2 separate regions of the Homo sapiens genome follow, and region 2 is linked to region 1. The links are chromatin loops, found by intact Hi-C in ENCODE. Cell type or tissue: chondrocyte. All regions are shown on one strand. Links, peaks and the distances in the headings refer to the core of each region. The heading gives the core; the rest is flanking DNA.

Region 1 (8,342 bases), core at 150-8,149:
CCTCTTTTAAAGATATCTGTTTGCCTACCTTCTTTTCATAATACATACATTCTTCACATTTTGTGATTTTGTTATTTTTTTCCTGTGAACATACAGTCCCTTATGGTCTTGGATGATATTCAGATGATTTAATAACAAGGACAGCATGGACACCAACTAATCCTAACAGAATGCTGAACATATTAGAACAGATAGATGCTCACTGTTAACTACCTGATATGGGCTCAATGACTGTCGTCCTAACTTGAGACTATCAGCTAATCATACTAATTAAGTGTACTATTATACCCTGATTAGTATCCTCAGATTACAAAGTTATTGTACCAAAAATCTCCTCCTAAAGACCCAATTCTGATGTCAATTTGATCTAAACTGGTTGACAACATAATTTCTAAATCTTTTCCCTGCAATGATTAAAGTATAATCCAACAGCTTCTTAAGATTTAAAGATAAGATTTTCAAGATCATAAAAGGTTTAACATAAGAAAGACTGTACTAATATCACTCTTTTGTCCTGCAAAATTCTGTCACTATGTCTTAACTTTTCTCTCAGGTTTTTAGCACTGTTTGTCACTTCCTAAGTCCTTCTAGGTAAGGACTAAGATAAAATAATTCCAAGAAAAGACCTCATGCTAGGAATAGTCTGTTTACCATCCAGCAAGAGTATTCTTTTTATTTCCAAATTAGATAACCTGCTACAATCATGAATTATTTTACATAGTTTATTTATATTAAAATTTAATAAAACAGTGGTAAAGTTTATCTGGTACTTTAATACTATTCTCTTTTTTTTTTTTTTTTCAAGTCAAAGCTGTTTTATTATCATTCACATTATTTCATAGAAAAAGGAATGTAGCAAACGTCAGGGTCAGGGTTGTACATAAAAAATCCAGGTTTGTAGAGGTCGCGTTATTTACATCTGGGGGCAGGGCTGTCCCAGCATCAGGCACAGCAGCTGCACTTGTCCGACGCCCCTTTGCAGATGCAGCCCTGGGCACACTTGGCACAGCCCACAGGACAGCAGGAGCAGCAGCTTTTCTTGCAGGAGGTGCATTTGCACTCTTTGCACTTGCAGGAGCCGGCGCAGGTGCAGGAGTCACTGGCGGCACAGGAGCAGTTGGGATCCATGGCGAGCTGAAGAGGCGGCTGGAGTCGGGACAGGTTGTACACGGGCTCGCTGGGACTTGGAGGAGGCGTGGTCAATACTGTTGTCTTTTTAAACTTTTGTTCAACATTTCAGTATCAGACTATTTCTTCTTTGGCACTTGCTTTCAATTCGCCTATCTTGCCACTAGATGGAGAGGGATGCCACTAGGTGGAGGGTGATGCCTACCACTAGATGGTACTTAAACTTACCTTCTTGCATTCAACAGCCTAAAAGATAGCTGTTTAAGTTTAACGTGTATATACAGGGTCTTGTCTTAATATGGTGAAAAATTAATGTTCCAGTTTCAAAAGCGAACTTATAACATCTTTTTTCCTCTAGGTCATTGAAACAAGAATTCTCTCTCTCTCTATCTTTCTCTTTCTCTCTTTAAATTGTTTTTACAGACGGGGTCTCCTTCTGTCACTCAGGCTATAGTGCAGTGGCATGATCATAGCTCACTGTAGCCTTGAACTCCTCGGTTCCCACCTCAGCCTCCCCAGTAGCTGGGATTACAGACTTAAGCCATCATGCTGACGAGCCTTCTTTAATACCTATGCTAAAACTCCATGTACTTATTTGGGAAGAAAAGGGAAGATGGTTAGCCCCATGAATAGTGACAATAATAATAATAAAGTTATCACCATTTCAGGATGGTGCTGTACATGCCACCTGCTGGAGAAAAAAGATGTGGGAGGTGTTACACTGACAGCCTGAGGGTTCCCCAGGAATTCATTTAGCCTCATTAATTCGGGGAAGGGTAGTTATTCCACCAGCAAATTCCAGCAAGCGAAATGGCAGCTTTGGACATTTGGGCCTCTCTAGTTTCTTTGAGTTATACAGTGCTTCCTTATAGAATTTATTTCCTTCCATGGATCTTACTGTGAGTAGCCAGATATCTAAATCCTGGGCTCATGCACAAGTAACCCCCAGACCTCATAAAATTATACTGCTGTATATTCGTACACTTACATTTCAAGTCTAGCATTTGCATCTAAATTCATTTGGCTGCATCATAATCAAGTCACATAATCTTGCTTTCATTTTAAGTCTTACAGGCTTCAACTAAGTTTAATTTTGAAAACAAGGCAGGGCGCGATGGCTTACGCCTGTAATCCCAGCACTTTGGGAGGCCAAGGCGGGTGGATCACTTGAGGTCAGTAGTTTGAGACCAGCTTGGCCAACATGGAGAAACCCCGTCTCTACTAAAAACATGAAAAATTAGCCAGGCGCGGTGGCTCACACCTGTAATCCCAGCACTCTGGGAGTCTGAGGCGGGCAGATCACTTGAGGTCAGGAGTTCGAGAATAGCCTGGCCAACATGGTGAAACCCTGTCTCTAATTTAAAGAAAATACAAAAATTAGCCAGGCGTGGTGATGCATGCCTGTAATCCCAGCTCCTTGGGAAGCCGAGGCAGGAGAATCGCTTCAACCGGGGAGGCGGATGTTGCAGTGAGCCGAGATCAGGCCACTGCGCTCCAGCCTGGGAGACAGATCGAGACTCCATCTCAAAAAAAAAAAAAAAAAAAAAAATTGAAAACTGTAAAAGGAACATTTTTTTTACTATATACTTGAAAGATCAAAAAAGAAGTGTCTATCTACCAATACAGAGCTACAGTAAGAGGTCACTAGACATTAAGTTATTTATTTCACTGGTAATAATTTTACATGGTTGAACGTTCATGTTAAGTTTCTCACCATGCGAGATGCGAGATGATTCATAAATACATTGCTGGGAAATACTGGGGAAACAGATCGTCTAAAGACTTAATTGCGGCCGTGCGCGAGGGCTAACCCCTATAATCCCAGCAATTTGGGAGGCCGAGGCCAGAGAATCACCTGAGGTCGGGAGTTCGAGACCAGCCTGGCCAATAGGACAAAAACCCCATCTCTACTAAAAATACAAAAATTAGCCTAGTGTGGTGGCGTATGCCTCAAATCCCAGCTACTCTGGAGGCTGAGGCACGAGAATCTCTTGAACCCGGGAGGCGGAGGTTGCTGGTGAGCAGAGATTGGCCACTGCACTCCAGCCTGGGTGATAGAGTGAGACTCCATCTCAAAAAAAAAAAAAAAAATCTAATCGTAATTCACTTGTGGTGAGAATTAAAATCTTCAAACTAGCCAAAGAAATTCATAGTTTTTAAATAATATGTCACTTTCCTTTTCAAAAGCATTGACAAATGTATTAATCATGACTGACAATATGGAACAAAGATTGCTGGAAGGAGTATAAACTGGCATAACTTTTCAAGAGAGCAATTTTGCAATCATTATCAAAAATTTGAAAAGTATTCATATTGTTTAGGGAATTTTATTTATTTATTACAGAGAAAATTACGTAACAACCAAAAAATTTAAAACTCAAGGGATGGTTAAACAAATCCTAATACATAGTTCTATTTCCATTACAATCAACATCGAATAAGCTTTCCGTGCCTTAGAGGTTAGAAGGTAAAAACTACGTTTCCCAGATATCTTCGCAGGGAGGGCTGCGGAAGGGTTTGGGTTCCGCCAATCAGATGCACCGTGTGCAGCGGCAGGGCGGCTGCGGTCCTTTTGGATGCTGCCAAGCCAGGCCGAGACTGCTTTGTTCTGCCAATGGCAGCCTCGGGCTTCTAGCGCTTCCACCTGACACTGCTGCCTTTGGATCGCAGGACTACCCATGCCATTTCTGGAGAATGGAAGTTGTTCCTAAACGCTCACACAGCGCCTGCCCCTACAATTCCAAACAGTTTGTAAGCCATCTAATGGTTTGCAGCCAGTGATAAATTCCTTTCTGCCTATTTATTCTGGAAGAGCAGTCTGCAACTGAACCATATCAAATACAGTATCGATATGGTAGAATATGGCACATCAATTTAAAAATCAAGGTTGTTAACTAATATTTAATGGCACAGGGGTAAATTCTGTAACTTTTTTATGGACACAATTTATTTTTCACTGATTTATAACTAGATCACTACTCATGCCAAAAACTATTTTCGTAACGGCCTGTGTAGTCTTTCAGAGCGAACAATTAAACACATGTGAGGAGTTTCGCTTCGTTGTAGGGAAAATTAAAAATGATTTTTAAACACAATACCAAAAGGATTTCCCTCCTTGACTCGGGCGCGATTCTGTGGGTGTACTACCCAATTTATCTCAAAAGGTTTTATTTTTAGGCTTAATCCGTGTATCAACCAAAGTAGCCTGTCTTAGAAATTCAGGCAAATTTGGCTCAAACTTATTTTACAAAATAGTGGAATTCCTGCACTCCTCTGGTTTCAGTAGTGCAACCAATTCTTGGGAAAGAGAAGGAAGGTGAGAGGGTGGCTTAGATATTTTTTCCTAACAATTGAGTGATTTTTTGCTTGCTGTCCCCATTTTTCTTTTACAAAAGGGGAAGGGAACTCTGCCTCTTACCCCTCTGATGCGAATTAGACCACTTCCCTTAGCAGGTAGAAGCAGCACAGTCAATTTTGGTTTTAAATGATTTTTTTCTGCCTGCATTTCACAAGTCTACTGAGTCATTACATTATCATTTGAAAACACTTTGTAATCAGAGAACACATCAACATGTTCTGCATATGTTTGGGATAAAGAATATGCAATGTAGAAAAAAGGTAAAGTTAGTCATTCAGAGGAAGGACTATAAAACATTTTCTGAAAATGCCCTTTTTTGTATTTTTTCTTAACATTTTAGAATATAATTTTAGAAAGGAGCATGCTTTGGACAGACTAGAATTTAGAGCTCATTGTGTGACTTACCTTTGTTGTCCTATTAAATCTTCCCAGGATGCCACTACACCCACTTCAGACCCGTGAGCCTCAAAGTGTCTAGGAGGCGGTTTGATATGCAGACTAAAGTGAGATGTAAGATCACATAGCTCTTGGTTCAAGTTTGAGTTCCTTTATTACTTTAGTTAACCTAAGTGTCTTTTTTTTCTTTCTTATTATGTTGACACTTCAGAGAATAAATTTCATTTTTAAAGATGTTTTATAATGGCATCTTTTAAAATGAGATTATAGGCCAGGCGCAGTGGCTCACGCCTGTAATCCCAGCACTCTGGGAGGTCAAGGTGGGCTGATCACCTGAGTTCAGGAGTTCAAGGCCAACCTGGCCAACATGGTGAAACCCCATCTCTACTAAAAAATATTTTAAAAATTAGTGTGGTGTGGTGGTGCACACCTGTAGTCCCAGGGAGTGCTGAGGCAGGAGAGTCGCTTGAACCTGGGAAGTGAAGGTTGCAGTGAGCCAAGATTATGCCACTGCACTCCAGCCTGGGCAACAGAGCGAGACTCCATCTCAAAAAAATGTATAAATAAATAAATAAGGATTATAATAGCAATTTACTTATAGGGCTATTATAGATTAAATGAGCTAATGCATGCATTTAAATTTTAGCATGGAAGGGTCTAAGGCCCTAAGTGTATGTAAATAGTGAAGAAATTGACCCAAACTGAACTTTTTATCTTTCCTCCGATACTGAGTATTCTGTATTCATTATCTGTGATTATGATGAGGACATCTTTTAGATCAGCAGTCCCCAGCCTTTTTGGCACCAGGGACCAGTTTAATGGAAAACAATTTTTCCATGGACAAGAGAGATGAATGGTTTCCAGATGAAACTATTCCACCTCAGATCATCAGGCATTAGTTAGACTCTCATCAGGAGCTTACAATGTAGCTCCTTCACATGCACGATTTGCAATGGGGTTCACGATCCTATGAGAATCTAATGCCACCACTAATCCAACAGGAGGTGGTGCTCAGGTGGTAATGCTCACTTGCTTGCCTGCTGGTCACCTCCTACTATGCAACCCAGTTCCTAAAGACCATGGACCAGAATCTGTGTCATGGGGGTTGGGGACCCCTGTTTTAGATGCTTTTTTTTTTTTTTTTGAGACGGAGTCTCACTCTGTCGTCCAGGCTGGAGTGCAGTGGCACGATCTCAGCTCACTGCAACCTGCACGTCCAGGGTTCAAGGAGTTCCCTGCCTCAGCCTCCCTAGTAGCTGGGATTATAGGCTCCCACCACCACGCCCAGATAATTTTTGTATTTTTAGTAGAGACGCGGTTTCACTGTATTGTTCAGGCTGGTCTTGAACTCCGGACCTCGTGATCCACCTGCCTCGGCCTCCCAAAGTGCTGGGATTACAGGCGTGAGCCACTGCACCTGGCCTTAGATGCTTCTTGAGAACATTTGTTATTTACCTCTCTGAGCTGGGTATAATTTTGATTCTTTTAAATTAAGCCATGAGAAGAAAATGTCAGAATAGCAATAATATTACCTACTACTCAGGGATTTAATAATATTTAGAAAATGTAAACTAAAATGGTTGTTACTAACAGCAATTTCCGCCTCAGAAGACATATACAAGCAGTCAGAACACTTCTCTCTTTTGAAGCAATCATCTAGTCATATTCCAAGACCTGACCACTTATTGTGGGCAAAACTTTGTGTCTTCTCTCTTCTCTCTAAAAAATAGAGCCACAGTAAAACTACTGCCAATAATGGTAACAATGTTATTATATTAATTTATATGTTATGTTATTATTATTGTAGCTACTTTTTTGTACTTACTGCTATATGCCAGATAACACCCATGCTTTATCTGCTAAATCTGCCCAGTGACTCTCTGAGGTAGATATTTTGATTCCCATGTACTGTCACAGAGGAGGACACAGAGTACAAAGAGGTTAACTTGATTAATACAATCAACTGAATAGCTCCTAAGTGGCAGAGTCTGGATTCGAACAGAGAGCCCCGATTCTGGAGTTCTTAAAGAGATATAGATAAAATCTTGAAGAGTTCAGCTGCCCACCAACCTAATCTAATCACTAAGTGTTTTATTAATTTCAAACAGGTGAATGGAGTCCCTTGAATTGCTTATCACTTGTTTGTTGTTGTCTTTTTTTTTTTTTTTTTTGAGATGGAATCTCCATCTGTTACCCAGGCTGGAGTGCAGTGGTGCGATCTCGGCTCACTGCAAACTATGCCTCCTGGGTTCAGGCCATTCTCCTGCCTTACCCTACTGAATAGCTGGGATTATAGGTGTCTGCCACCATGCCTGACTAATTTTTGTATTTTTAGTAGAGACAGGGTTTCACCATGTTGGCCAGGCTGGTCTCGAACTCCTGACCTCAGATAATCCATTCTCCTTGGCTTCCCAAAGTGCTGGGATTACACGCGTGAGCCACTGAACCCGGCCATTGTTGTTGTCTTTTTTTTTTTTTTTTGAGACAGAGTTTCTCTCTTGTTGCCCAGGCTGGAGTGCAGTGGTGCCATCTTCGCTCACTGCAACCTCCACCTCCCGGGTTCAAGCGATTCTCCTGTCTCACCTGGGACTACAGGCACGCACCACCATGCCTGGCTAATTTTGTATTTTTTAGTAAAGATGGGGTTTCTCCATGTTGGTCAGGCTGGTCTCAAACTCCCAACTTCAGGTGATCCGCCTGCCTCAGCCTCCCAAAGTGCTGGGATTGCAGGCGTGAGCCACCGCGTTTGGCCCTGTTGTTGTCTCTTGAGGCAAGGTCTCACCTCTGTCTCGCAGGCTGGAGTGCAGTGGCACGATCACAGCTCACTCCATCCTCCCACCTCAGCCTCCCAAATAGCTGGGACTACAGTCATGCAACACCACACCTGGCTAATTTTTTAAATTTTTGTGGAGACAGAGTCATGCAGTGTTGCCTAGGCTGGTCACAAATTCCAATCAATCCTCTTGCATCGTCCTTCCAAAGTGCTGGCATAATAGGCATGAGCCACAGCTCTCCCAGACACTTGTTAAAATGGCAGATTGCCAGGCCCCACGAAGAGCCTCAAATCTGATATCTGGGATTAAGACTAGAAATCTGCACTTTGGACAAATTTTCCTTGTGAATCATATACACCGTATAGTTTGAGAACTTCTGATCGAAAGGATGAATTTCAAACTCCCTACTTGTACATTAAAAACAATGCCTTGGGCAGTGCCTGCTTTGTAATAGATGCTGAACAAATACATGTGGGAAAAAACCCAAGGAGCCAGGAAGAGAAGAAAGCAAGGATGACTAATCAGGCTACTTAATTTTTGGATAAAATTAAGTCTTAAGATGAAGGAAAGGAGGATAGACTAGATCCTCTACAGACATTTTGCACATATTAATTTCAAACTTCAGTCAGCTTTCTGCCATATTTTTCTTTCTCCAAAAGGTTAGGAAGCCCTTGAAAAACAAATAC
Region 2 (8,342 bases), core at 152-8,151, 390 kb after region 1:
GAATCTGGGAGAGGCTTATGGACGAGATGACTTGTTTGTTGAGTCTTGAAGTTATCATTTATGTAAGACATAGAACATAGTCCTGTGTCTTAGTTAAGCTTTCCTAGTCTCATGCCTAGTGTCACAGAATTTAGTTTTGCTCTGTCTAAACTAACACTAAAAATTTTAGACAGCAAAACTAAAAATTTTACAAGGATAAACCTGAAATCTTAGCTTTATTCACATTACCTTCTACCTGAAGGCATTAACAGGGAGTAAGTAATAAGCTCAATTATCATATTAACACTAATGGTAAGTAAAATAGAATGATTTTACATATTTCAATCCAAAGTGTTAGTTTATTAGACATTCAGATGCCAACTAACCCATTTCTGACATCCCTTTATTTATTACATTGACCGTATTGTTTTCTTCTTCTTTTCCAGGGTGATTCTGGAGGTCCTCTGGTTATTGCACGTGATAGAAATGCCTGGTACCTTGTTGGAATAGTAAGCTGGGGAATAGACTGTGGAAAATAAAACAAGCCAGGACTTTATACCGAAGTGACTCATTATTGGGACTGGATTAAATCTAAAACTAACATCTAATGCAACAATCATCTCAAATCCAAATTATAAATGTCATGTGTGGTCTCTAGAAAAAGTGTGTTTAGCGTGTGCCACCATGTGTATTATCATCAAGTTCAAAATCCAAAAAAGTGTGATCTGATGACTTTCCCCTTAAACATGAAGAAGGCAGGCTTGCTTTCACATCATCTGAAGTGTTTTGCTCCTGTGAGCACAGAAGATATTTCAACTACACAAAGATCTACCATTGCTGCTAAGTGTCTCTGATTTATTCATTTTTCTTTTCCTAAGACATACAATATTCCTTTCAGAGTGAGCCAGCAGTTTAATCAGATAAGTACCAATTGGCTAAGCATTCTCTACTTTTTCGCTGAAATGGCACACTTCCTGTACCTGATGGCTCCACAGCTTTAGTCTCTCTTGTCAAATATTCCCCATTAAGAATGTGTGGGTTCACTGGACTAGATAAGTCAAGGTTATTAATTTTCACCAACATTAACACAAATGATGGAAGGGACACTAGGCATGAAACTAGGACTTAAGAGATGACACTACTGTGAATCTATTCCCCTTTGCCCTGAGATGTGCATTTAACTTTTCTTAGAAACTTGAAAAAGATTGACATTTATATTTACACTCAGTAATGTATATTTTAGTCTCTTTAAACAATTACACTGATGTTTATTTTGGAGCAATTAATCCCTGGATCAGGCAGCAAGAGAACTGGCAATATTGCTTTGTACAGGATTCTGCTCTGAACTATGTAAAAATGCCTTTATGTACTCATAAATTAAAGGCAGCCTTTTTGGCATTTTTAAGTTGAAAGGAAAAAAGGCAAGGATTCAATGAGAAAGAGCTACTTTCAGTTTCATCTTTAAAATGAGAGACGTTTCAATCTTTGTGTAAACTTTTCACTTTTTAAATTATCTTAATGTATTATTTAAACAATTTTCAACAAACTTCAGAACAGTTAAGGGATCTGCAGAATGGGAAATCAATATAAATTAGATACTTATAAACAACTTACATGAGAAGCCATTATAAAATTAGACATTCACAAACAATTTGATAAGATTTTGGTAAAGACCTTATTGTGTAATATTTACATTTACTAGAAAAAGGTGGCCAGCATTTTTTTTGCAGATTACTATTTATAGAAAATATTTAGATATTCAAGAAAACATCTTTTGAATTGCTTAATTATTATGTTAAAGTCATTTTTATATGTATTTAATTGCATATTTTGTACATGATTGTGGACTAGTATTTAACAAAACTCACACTTACTCTGAGTGTCTAAACCTTTATTCCCACCTCCCTTTTAAAATTAATTTAGTTAGTGAGATAATTGCTGTGCTAACATCTTTTGAGGGGTTTTGAGTCTCTCTTGCTCCACATAATAGGATATTGTGTATGTTTATATATATATATATATATGTATATATATATATATATATATGGCAACAAACTCAAATTCATCTGTTTGAGTCATCACTACAATGCAGGATTTCTCAATCTCAGTGCTATTGACATTTTGTCACAGTTAATTCTTTATTGGGGGAGGGGAAGGGATTGTCCTATGTATTGTGATATTATCAACATTCATTAACTCTACATACTAGGTTCCAGTAGTACTCCCCTACCAAGTTGCAACCCAAAAGTTACTGCAGACATTGCCAAATGTCCCTAGGGGAGCAAAATCACCCCCAGTTAAGAAATACTGCTATGGGATCAATAGTAATAGGAAAAAAAAAATCACTGTTAAAAACCATGCGCTCACAATTTCCTTACATGAGTTTGGAAAATTTTTTCTTCTCTCTCTTTTGTAATACTGATGCATTGAAAACGCTAGGGAAAAAAAAGCCTAGTATGACCACACTCATATTTATACCATCCTAGCCAAATTAGGATCATCTGGAAACTGATCTTCCTGATTAGAGAAAGTTAGAGAAAGAAGACTGTTTGAAGGCTGAGCTCCTACAGGCAAATATACATGAATATATAGGGAGTTATCTGTCAAATGCCTAAATCTTGAATAATTGCACCAAGTGTTCTCTGTTTAATATCTTCAGAATGCGTAGACAGACACTATTCAAAAAGGGGGCTTATGTATTCAGCTTTCAGCCCATCATCATCCATTAACACTTAACAGTGGAGCATACAGAATTGCATAACATCACTAAGCACTAAAAGCTACACTATCCAATGTGCGAGCCACTAGCCAGATGAAGCTATTTAGATTAAAATAAAATAAAATAAAATGTATTTCCTCATACGGATCACATTTTGTCATTACTGTCATACTAATCACATTTTAAGCACAAAATAGTCACATGGGCTTAGTGGCTTCTATTTTGGGCAGCACAGATATAGAACATTTCCATCATTAAAAAAAAGTTGTATTGGACATCACTGACCTAAAATATTCAAGGCGCCGACTTACCTAATTACTTATTCATCCAACAAGCATTTCTTAAACCTCTATGTGTCAGATACTGAGTATTCTAGCCGTTGAATATACAATCGTATGTAAGTCTCCTTTCTCAAAACCACATAAAGTGTTTTTGATAGCTGCTGTCTAAAGTAGCATACTCTTTTGGGCCTGTGTTTGGCCAAGCATAGCATTATTTTTAGACCCTTCTTCCTCTAGTGGCGCCAGTCCACTAGTGGAAAAGGGGCCACCAGAGACTCATAGTTGAGGCTGAAATGGTCAGAAACTGGATTTTCAACTGACCTTAGAAAAAGATGAAATAACTTCTCTAATTAATAGGATATTAAAGAATCAAAAAGAGGTTTTGTTGTTTTTTAAATCAAGAGAGTATTTCTTCTAAGCCAGGAAGATATGCTAATGGCAACCAAGGGAGAGTAACAACTGATGGAAGAGCATCAGAATGACTTAGTCACACAGATTAAAAACCACGCAGATTAAAAACCACAGATGACTATTTAAGCAAGCAGCCAACCCAAATACAACAAGAATTGGATTGCATAATCCATTAATGTCATTTTATTGTAGTTAAATCAAGCAAATGTGGAAATAGCAGGTCACTAGGACTCACGTTGTTCAGGAGAAGCAATAAAGTTTGACCAAATGTGTTACAGTGTGCTGCCATCTGCTGGTCCGTGTTATTTATTTATTTATTTATTTTTTAGACGGAGTCTCTCTCTTTCGCCCAGGCCGGACTACAGTGGCGCTATCTCGGCTCACTGCAAGCTCTGCCTCCCGGGTTCATGCCATTCTCCTGCCTCAGCCTCCTGAGTAGCTGGGATTACAGGCGCCCGCCACCGCGCCCCGCTAATTTTTTGTATTTTTAGTAGAGATGGGGTTTCACCTTGTTAGCCAAGATGGTTTCGATCTCCTGATCTCGTGATCCGCCCGCCTCGGCATCCCAAAGTGCTGGGATTACAGGCGTGAGCCACCGCGCCCGGCCCCTGGTCCATGTTATTTTAAAAATATATTTTATTTTACAGTTCACCCTTGAACAACATGGATTTGAACTGCACTGGACCTGTATTAGTCTGTTCTCATGCTCCAATAAAGACATACCCCAGACTGGGTAATTTATAAAGGAAAGAGGTTTAATGGACTCACAGTTCCACATGGCTGGGGGCCTCAAAATCATGGTGGAAGGCAAGGAGGAACAAAGGCACGTGTTACATGGTGGCAGGCTAGAGAGCTTGTGCAGGGGAACTGCCCTTTATAAAACCATCAGGTCTCATGAGACTTATTCGCTACCATGAGAACAGCATGGAAAAGATCTGCCCCCATGATTCAATTACTTCCCACTGGGTCCATCCACGACACGTGGGTATTATAGGAACTACAATTCAAGATGAGATTTGGGTGGGGACAGAGCCAAACCATATCAGGGCTACTTATATGTGGATTTTTTTCCACAGCTGGCACCCCTGAGACAGTAAGACCAATCCCTTCTCTTCTTCCTCCTCCTCAGCCTGCTCAATGGGAAGACAATGAGAAGGAAGACCTTTATGATGATCCACTTCCACATAATGAATAGTAAATATATTGTTTCTTCCTTAAGATTTTAATAACATTTTCTTTTCTCTTATTGTATTGTGAGAATACAGTATATAATACACATAACATAAAATATATATGTCAGTCAACTCTTTGTCTTATCAAAAAGGCTTCCATTCAACAGTAGGCTATGCATAGTTAAGTTTTGAGAGAGTCGCGAGTTATACATGAATTTTTGACTATGTGGGGCCATCAACCCTAACCCCCATGTTGTCCAAGGGTCAACTGTAATTCAAGCTACAAAGTTATGTGAGCTATTTCCCAACAAAGAAAATTCTAACAATCTCTCCCTGATTTTCTCCTAAGCAAATCAAAGTTTAAACTTCTATATATCCGTTTACATTATTTACATTTATACAAACATGAATAAATATATCTATTCACTAATGAAGGACTTATTAAATAAATAAATATATATCTTCACTAACAAATGATTTATACACTTTTCATTTCAAAAATAAGATCATTTGGTAAGTACATACATATGCACACACACATAGGCTTTCATGTCTATAAAAATGGTGTACTAGCATAGGACACTTGTTCCTTTCTCCAAATCAACCCTAGACACACTACAGATGAAAGAAGTAAACCTGGATTCTAGGCCAGAACTAGGAGACTGGAGCTAACTTGAACTAGATAGAGTGTGTAGGGAGGTAGGTGGCTGAAGTCTAGAGTAGAATGAGAGGATAGTTAAGAGAAAGGCTTTTTAAGTTTTTCTCTTACATCTCCCAACACCATGTTTTGCCCTACATTGCTTTGAGACAATGTTTACCTTCTTATCATACCAGAAATTAGTCTTAGCAATTCAGACCACCAATTTTGAAAGGACAGGAGAAAAAGCCTGCTGAGGAGAGAAGTTTCTGGAAAAGGTAGCACTAATTAGCTGCTTTCAGGTACTGTCTTCTCACCTTACCCTCCACATCTCCAGGGCTGTTGCATTAAAATTAAAAGAACCTTCTTCCTTCTAGTGCTGCTTCACTCTTAAGAATTTGTCAGTGAAATTCCCACTGGAAAAGTCAACTGATAGAAAGTCAATGAGTGAGAATGATCAATAATAGGTTTTGTGGGCTCTGGGACTCTCTACCCTAGGATTCATCCCCAATCTGTTCCTTAAATTCACTTTGACTGACACAAGTAAACACCTGCCCTTTGACCCTTCCATAGCCCATGCTGCCTGATAAAGCAGCTGATGCTCCTGGAGAAACATGAAATCATAGTCTAAAATAAATAAACTCCAAATGGTACAACTTCTTCAGAAGAAAGACAATAGACAAGAAAACATATAGCCTCTGAAACAGAAGCATTAGTATAAACAAAGGATGTAAAATACATATTATATCAGTATTTAAAGATATAAGGGAAGATATGAGCTATTTGTCATTGCTCACATTAATCATCTGAAACAAGAAGAAGCATGCATAAAAACAGAATGAAAATATTAGACATGGAAAATATAAGAGTTGAAATACAAAAGCACAGTTGATTAGATAGATAATAGGATAGTTATGACGGAAAAATAAATTGATGAATTGCAAGTTCAAATTGAAGAACTCTCTCAGAAAGGAAGAAGGGAAGGATAAAAATATAAAAATAAATTTTAAAAAATTAGAGATATGAAAGATAGAGAAGTAGAGATGCCAATATCCCAATTACAAGATTCTCAAATGCAGAAAAAAATTAAAAATTGAGATGAGGAAATATTTTAAAAACTAATGAAGATAAGATTTTAATAATAAAAGAAAATTTTAAAACTGTATATAAAAAAGGCTTATAGAGTTCCAAATAGAAGAAATAAGGAAAAACCCATACCTTGATATGTTAAAGTGGATTTTAAATTAAAAACATTATAAAAGCTACCAGAGAGAAAAAGCAGTTCACCTATAAAGAAACAAGAAGCATAGGACATCAGTTTTCTCAGCAGCAATACTGGATATGAGATGTCACTGAAGTAATATTTTTAAAGTATTAAAGGAAAGGAACTATATACCTAGAATCTCAAATCCAGGACATAATTGGGCCCCATAAATCTTCACACTTAACAGGAGCTATAATGATGCTATATGTCTCCGGTATCAGTATCAACTCAGATCCTGTTTCTAATAGTTTTTGAAATATCTGGGTATTCCCTTTGCCTTTTGTATAGTCACCCAGTAAGTAAAAAGTTATAGGTCCCTTTGGAGAAGCACTTAGGGAATCATCACTGTATATAATTATCATGGTGTAACAGGGTTCTTCCTCCTAGGGACTTGGCCACCTCTTCAGCCAATGGATTCTGGATCTGAAAATTGCCTCAAGTCTAAGAACTAAGAAAGGGATCATGGCTTTCTATTGGGGTGATCACCTAGAGCCTCCTGATCTTCCATTTTTGCATTTTTTCTTCTTTGGTTGTAGATGTTAATCAGCATGCTGGCTAGCTGCCTGTTTATTTTCCCCTAAAAACACCATACTTTTTGAACTGTCTCCACAATTCTTTGTGGGAAAAACTTCCATAGCTGTCCCTCCAACCTTGCCATTTGTTAAAGCTCACTGTGGGTTCCTGGCTTTGGCAGTTTAGCACTGACACTTTGCATCTATTACTTCAGGATTCCATCATCCCTATGGACAATCTCAGGACTGTAGGTGCTTCCCTTATTGCAGCCTCCATCTGCAACGAGAGCCATCATTGAACTTCTTAGTTATTCTCAAGCTCCTCTCACCAGCTCATTTGTAGTGACTTTCATAAATGATATGTCCTCTGGGCTTCCTGATGAAACACATGCCCTGGTGGGTCTTCTGGCCTCACATAATATATCCATTTTGACATGCCCACTTCCCTCAGCCTCTTTATTTCTTTCTCCGCTGTCTTCTAAGGCAACTGGGACACTTCATCTGTATTCAATCCTGGATATGGCTTCTTCCAGGATGCTAAGAGCCACCCTAGCAGGTTTGCTCCTTGGGTTTTTGCTAGGTTGTCAAATTCCATGTCTTGAGAAAGTGCTCCTAAGTCAATGAATTCTTACTTATCCAGTCTTTCATTCACCCCTCCATGATCAACCACCCTCAAAACCTAATGTCAGGAGCCAATAGATACGCACCAGTTCTTACAGTTCTTTAGTACATAGTCTCTTTTTCTATCTTTTCAAGCCCAGCATGTTACTAGCTGAGCCATTGGCCTGGTTGTCAGTTGAGGAGGTAAGAATATCTCTTGAGGAGCACCTGTTGCCTTGTGGGTGAAACAGCTCTATAGCATCTTTCAGCAGGGGAGAAGAGCTGGCTCTTACTAAGGAGACAGTGATTACTTCTATAAACTCTGAGGTTTCAGGGAGTCTGCAGAACCAACATCCCGAAAGACATCAATCCAGTTGACCCATCTTATATTTCAAGTTCCTGGGTTTTCCCAATTAGGACCCTGACCAAAGCATAGCCGATCAGCTTTGACTAAGCATTCAAACTCTGGGTATCTAACTATTAGATCTTTAGCCTGCTGCTTGGCTGTGTCTACTCTTCCTCTGCATGAAATAAAAGCTTTTTTGTAACTGGTTCTCATGCTTAGCCTTTAACATATTTTAAATGGCCTTCAGTTTCTCCTTATCCCTATGTAGGACAACAATGCAATTTAACAGTAACTAGCCAACTCCAATATCTTTGTAAGAGGCATTCTTCCCTCCTATCTTTCAGCTGTCTGAACTATTACCTGCAATGGTGTCCCCTCTATCAGGAAGCACCAAAAAGTTTTCCCGGGCTACTGCTGGTGA

What was found. Hi-C counts contacts between places; a loop is a spot of excess contacts. Peaks named below come from ENCODE experiments on the same cell type or tissue, not always from the same donor. Only the 100,000 strongest peaks of a DNase experiment are listed, where the experiment ranks them.
Region 2: a loop joins it to region 1, with 6 times the contacts of the local background. A loop is called at or near these places in 6 of 110 quality-filtered maps.

What each region holds. Positions count from the first base shown.
Region 1 is chr4:68,369,109-68,377,450 of GRCh38, reverse strand. It overlaps the pseudogene MT2P1. Among named protein-coding and RNA genes, the nearest start is that of YTHDC1, 23 kb to the right of the region's middle. In chondrocyte, for the core only: CTCF peaks have their summits at 1,089 and 1,306 (motif pointing right); DNase peaks (open chromatin) are centred at 1,077 and 3,699.
Region 2 is chr4:67,983,929-67,992,270 of GRCh38, reverse strand. It overlaps the pseudogene TMPRSS11GP. Among named protein-coding and RNA genes, the nearest start is that of TMPRSS11A, 25 kb to the right of the region's middle. In chondrocyte, for the core only: CTCF peaks have their summits at 3,443 and 3,672 (motif pointing left); no DNase peak of the experiment used is centred there.